Regions from separate parts of the Homo sapiens genome. Here region 1 is linked to region 2. Evidence: chromatin loops called from intact Hi-C (ENCODE). Cell type or tissue: heart left ventricle. All regions are shown on one strand. Each heading gives the region's core, and the rest is flanking DNA. Links, peaks and the distances in the headings are about the cores only. Region 1 has its middle 42 kb from the start of GALR1. Region 2 overlaps MBP (myelin basic protein).

Region 1 (2,914 bases), core at 139-2,638, 120 kb before region 2:
AGAAAAGGCCAGTCAACCAAAAGTCTATGGCAGGGAAAATGTCCCTCATGGACGGGTATAAATAGAGATATTCTCCAGTGAAGGAGCACTAAGAGAATCTGCCATCAGCAGGGTTACTCAAAGCATGGCTCGAGGAAGTTTCCTAAACAGAAGGGAAATTATAAAAGAAGCAATATTGGAATATTGGGAAGAAAGTGAGAACAACAGCAAAAGTAAAAAATATGGGTAAATAAATAGACTCCTTCTCCTCTTGAGTTTTCTAAATTATGTTCCATGGTTGGAAGCAAAAATGATAATGCTGTCTGATGTTCTCAATGTATGTAAAGAAAGTATTAAAGATGATAGTCATATTATAAACTATAACATAATATTGTAAACTATAATATAATATGGGGGAGGGAAAGTATGAAACGAGAGTTTAGGTGACCATATTGTATTAGAACTAACAAAATCTAGCACCACTAGACCATGTAGGATGTGTATAAATAATGAAGTACCTACAGCTACCATTTTTAAAAACTATAAAAAAGGATAAACCCCAAAACACTAGATAAATCAAAATGGAATTCTTAAAAAAAAAAAAAGTTCAAGTACAGGAAAGCCAGGAAAAACAAAATAAAGAAACACTAAACAGTGTTTTTATACTTCAGTAAGGACATTAAAAACAACCAGCCTCCGGGCACAGTGGCTCACGCCTGGAATCCCAGCACTTTGGGAGGCCAAAATGGGAGGATCACTTGAGCCCAGGAGTTCAAGACCAGCCTGGGCAACATACTGAAACCCCGTCTCTTTCTAAAAATAATAATAATAATAAACACTAGTGACTGCAGAAGCAAGGGCTGTCTTTGGTCGGCATCTCTCTGGTGTGTTTCTCGTGGGACATAATCTGCTGAATGCGTGGACTTGGAGTTAACTGAACCCCTTTCAACTTTCAGTCGTTCTCTGCATGTGTCTGAGCACGTGCCCCGACCCTGGAGCACCCTGGGCACTCAGCCAGCGTGGTCCTGACCTCACAAAGCCTTTGGATTCAGGCAGGAGAGAAAATATGCTATCAATAATTCAGGGCTTCTAAATTTGCTGCCAGCTGAGATTTCTGAAATTCCTGCCGTGTGAGGGCTTCATCCTGAGCCCTGTGTAGTGCCCCTGGTGGAGATGTGTGGTGTGCCCCATTTTACAGAGAAGGATCAAGAGAATCACGAGTATCTTCCGAGGTCATGTAGCATACAGCAGGGCGTGTCCTTCCACCCAGGGCTTTTCACCTCTCAAGAGTTTTCTAGAAAAATCTTAATTATTACAGGGTTTCCAGGGCAGGACTGAAAATAAGCCTAGGGTTTCTCGTTTTTACTATTTCACAAATGGTATTGTTTTATTTCTCACTTTTCAGCATTAATATTTCCAAAAGAACTGGGGACATTTTCTGGTGGCATACATCACTAAGCCTGTCAGTCCATGCAGGTTTCATCCCACGCGGACCAGCTATCACCGCAGGTCATTTCAACAAACAGCAATAGTTAGGAGCATTCAGCTCATCTAGTTTTGCCAAACTGATTTTTCTTTTTTATAAAAACGTTAGAGAGGGAGGGATAAATCACAGAGAAGGCCATGCCATGGCCACTCCCATCCATCTGCTCACACCCCTCCCCCTGCCTGCCTGGTCCTTCCAGCCAGGAGCATCCAAAAGTGTCCCGGGCAAAGCCCCTGTGGCTCTTTCCTGTCCCTCTGAACCCAGAGATGGACAGGAAAATCTCTGCACACCTCTGGGCCTGAGCTTACCAGAGTGAATTTTCCTCCCTCTAGCCCACAACCCATTCAATAGATGCCCTGAGCACCCAGGGGAAACATTCTACACCAACTCGACTCCACTTCTCCCAGCAGGGCCCTTGGCTGTGGGGGAGGCAAAGGCGTCCAAGTTCTCTGGTGGTTCTGGGACAGCTTGTGCAGGCTGAACGGGATGAATCAGCAACAGAACTGTATCCTCCCCTAAGCTACAGGGCTAAAAGGAATAGACAAGCCGACTGTTTGTCTACACAGAACTCAACTGAATTATTAACTTCGTAAGAAGTTTTCTATCTCATCTCCACATTTTTAGGTTATATATGTTAATAGATTTAATTACACTATCATTGCTTTCTCTACTTCTTCATATCAGTGAAGCAAAAAGAAACACATAGAAAAAATATGAGTAGTGGCTGCAATTCTCTTTTAAAACACTAAAAACATGAAACAAATTTGCAATGATGAAAAGAAAAAGTACCATCAAACAGTAAGCAAAGACTACTGCTTACTTTTCCTACATATATTTTCCATTCTCACCTTTGCCTTTCATCAAAGAATTCTTTATAGTATTTATCGAAGCTTGAGATGAACCTTCACTTATAGAAAAAAGGAAAGACTTCTGAACATCAGGAAGCGTGGGGAGGCTGCTGAACCACCTCCGATTCTCCCTGTTTGTTGTTCTACTTAACACGGAAGGGAGACAGGCATGTAAATATTGTGAGACAGTCTTGTTAAATACTCACACACATCATTTACATGTACGTGATGTATAGGATGAATTCTCTACATGGGTGTCCTTGATAACCCTAGTATTGCCCTTTCAGGAAACCTCTTAGTAATTAATTTCTTCCACTAATACTTGGTGCACATGGCTCTGGGCAGACCTTATGAGGCTTGACACGAATAGACGGTCACCCAGAGAGGTCACTCTGCAGACACAGGGTTTTGTCTTATTCACTGTGGACTCTTCAGAATCTAGACCAATATCACCTGATAGAAATGTTATATAACTTTGCACTATCCAACACAGTATCTACTAGTCCCACGTGGGTATTGAATTCTTGAAATGTGGCCAGTGTGAGTGAGGAACTGAGTTTTTTTAACTTTGTTTCGCTTTCACTCAATTTCAATAGCCAAC
Region 2 (2,914 bases), core at 190-2,689:
GAAGGCAGTGCCCTCTGTGTCCTTTGTAGTATGAAGAAGGCAGGTGCCCTGTGTCCCGTGGGAGGATGTGACAGGCTACGTGAATAATTCCGCCAGCTGTCAGGGAACCAAGGCCTGTGATGCAAGGTGAGCACCACTGCGCCAGGCCCTGTGACAAGGAGGGTGGGTGGCCTGGGCCTTGTCCATCGGAGCAGGGGAGTGTCCACACATAGACTCAGGCCTTGATTTTAGGCCTTGTAGCCCATGCAGACTGATCTCATCTGGAGATCCTTAACTTCATTAAATCTGCAAAGACTCTGTTTCCAAATAAGGACATCTTCAAGGCGCTAGGGGCTAGGACTTGGGCATATTATTTTTGGGGGAAAAGGGACACAACCCACTGCAGGGATCATTAATGATTTGAATATAAAAGGTGGATTTGTAAAGTTTTATTCAAAAAAAATTTTTTTATCCTACTGATCTTTTGTATTATTATAAAAACCAGTTTGTTTTAGAGAAATAAAGAAGCACAAAAAAACTGTTTAATAATGGCAACTTTACCCAATGCTAATGATTTACAATATCTCTAGAACATTTTAATCTGCATGTGATTATTATCATACGCATGCATCATACCAGAATAATGTTTCCCAATTTTTTTGTATGTAAGAAGGTTATGGGCCTGTGACAACATTAAAAACTGAGCATCTGGTGTGCCCTGAAGGTTGGTGGCCCCAACAGTCATACGTTGGTACCTAGCACCCAACGTGACAATGTTAAGAGGTGGGTCTTTGGGGTGCAGTTAAGTCCACAGGCCCCTCCTTCATGGATGGGTCCTGCCCTCATTAAAGGGGCTGGGGGTTCCCTCGCCCCTTCTGCTGGACGTGGACGCAGCTGGAAGGCACTGTCCCTGAGGGATGCCCGGGGCCCTCACCAAAGCCACCTCTTCCCAGCCTGCAGAACCGGTAGGAAGGGTTTTCTGTGGTTTATAGCACCCAGGCTACAGTATTTGTTTATTGAGGCCCCAGCACTCGAAGACGCATCCCGGAGGCCAGGTGGCCATGCGTGGCCAGGGTCTCTGCTGTGGGCGAGAACCCGGCCTTAGGAGCCCCGTAGGTGTGGCCTGGAGGGCCCGGGCTCCCTCGCCAAGGCCGTTCCTTGCCTGGGCTCGGAGGGTGGGAACCTGCCTGCTCCTCCCGCTCCCCTCCAGGCGCCGCGTGGACATAGGCTGTGGAAGTCCCCGGAGACCCCTGCCCCATCCCCTGCCCCGCGGGGTGTCAGCGGTGGCCTCCCAGGCAGCAGGAGCGCGCAAGTGGGAAGCGGGGATCCCAGCCCACGTGCGTGGGGTGCTCCCAGCTGCCCCGGGACCTGTCCCCAGGGCGACCCTGGGAGGAGAAGGCCCCATCCCAGCGCCTGCCTGGAAGGAGGAACCCGGCCCAAGAGGAGCTGCCCGGGGCGCGCCCAGGCTCCCCTCCCCAGGCCTCCCGGCTCGCCTCCCCTCCCCTCCCCTCCTCCTGCGGTGTTTGCCTCCAGCCTTCCCTAGATTCCCACGCCGGCCTCACCCTACAGCGCTGCGCGACTGCTTTGCAGAAGCCAGATGATTCTGCCTGTGCAGGAATGAAGTGCGACCCGGCGCGCGAGGGAGGGAGGCCTCTGCGCTTTGGCTCCGGCCGCGCCTCCTCCCTGGGATCCGGTCTAGGGCTGGCGAGCTCCGCGGATCCCTGCTCAGAGCGGGGCTGCTGCACCACCTGCCGCGGGTGGCCAAAGCAGAAAAAAAAGAAAAAAATGGGAGTGGGGAATACAAACGTCTTATTTTCTTTTAAAGGTAAGGTCATCATCAATGTTGGCCTTTTTCTGGGGCCAGGGAGACCTGGCCGCGCCAGGTGAGTGCGAAGGTCGCGTGTTCCTCCCCGCCAGGCTCCGCGGGGGTTTTCCCTAAGGGGCAGGGCAGAGGGGTGGGGCGCTGCCGCGGGGCTATTTCGCCTCCTGGATGGGTCAGGAGTCCCTCCCTCTTTCCGTTTGCGGTGGCAAGGGCTCTGCCAGTGCTTCGCATCCAAAAGCATGTGTCTTCGTTGTTGTTGTTTTTTTTTTCTATGGAATTAATAAAGGGGCTGTAGTGATTGATGAACCATTTATTTTTATACTTTTCAAATAAAACAGATTGAATGTAACATTTGGTGGATCGCCTATTCTTCCGTGGCAATTTTAGTCTTTTTAAAAAGTGGTTTATTGCAATGCGTTTCGAAGTGAACTATGACGTGGTGTCTGGAGAACATTAGAGGAGCGTATACTGCTTCCTTTTGACGAGCTGTTCTTAAGACACTCTTTTCCTGTCATTGTTGGAATACAAAATATTTAGATGTTCTGTTTAGGAACATTATAATAGCTCATGCCTTTTTTGCCAACTCCTCAACATGTAAAAGAAAATCGGTTTTTTATGGTTTGTTCTTGAGCTTGTAATAATGTGCATTAAACTATAAAGACTAGGAGATTGATTTTTCTTTGAAGTCATAATTCCCTTAGCGCTTAAAATAGAAGTATTGTTTCATGAATAACTCAGAGAAACCCATTTAATCTGCATTATTCCTGGATAGATTAGTTGTGTGACCTGTGAGAATGAGTTGAATGCTCCATAGAGAGGTTTTTCAGTATTTTTATGACTTGCATCTTCGTGTAACCATATTCTAACTTGATTTGATTACCCACTACAAGGCTAGAGAACATCTGTGGCCTGAAAAACAACATTTCTCCAGAATGTGGATTTGCAGAGAATATCCTGTTTAGACTCTTGAAAATGAGGAATTGTCCCTAATTGATCGTGATGGTTGGCATCTATTCGCACTTGTATGCATGAACTCTTTGGAACACATGCAGTTACTTAATAAAGTCAGGGTGACTAATTTTGCTCTTGAATGGGTAGGAACAAGCATTAGCC

The links. Hi-C counts contacts between places; a loop is a spot of excess contacts. Peaks named below come from ENCODE experiments on the same cell type or tissue, not always from the same donor. Only the 100,000 strongest peaks of a DNase experiment are listed, where the experiment ranks them.
Region 1: a loop joins it to region 2, with 2.1 times the contacts of the local background. A loop is called at or near these places in 8 of 110 quality-filtered maps.

The regions. Positions count from the first base shown.
Region 1 is chr18:77,205,891-77,208,804 of GRCh38, reverse strand. No RefSeq gene overlaps it. Among named protein-coding and RNA genes, the nearest start is that of GALR1, 42 kb to the left of the region's middle. In heart left ventricle, for the core only: a CTCF peak has its summit at 1,160; DNase peaks (open chromatin) are centred at 994 and 1,894; H3K27ac peaks cover 1,733 bases.
Region 2 is chr18:77,086,236-77,089,149 of GRCh38, reverse strand. The region is part of intron 2 of MBP (myelin basic protein); the gene reads left to right. LOC124904328 (a long non-coding RNA gene) reads left to right here. Exons shown (of 2, transcript XR_007066420.1): 2 at 30-1,804. Among named protein-coding and RNA genes, the nearest start is that of MBP, 45 kb to the left of the region's middle. In heart left ventricle, for the core only: no CTCF peak of the experiment used is centred there; DNase peaks (open chromatin) are centred at 1,569 and 1,929; H3K4me3 peaks cover 2,100 bases; H3K27ac peaks cover 2,268 bases.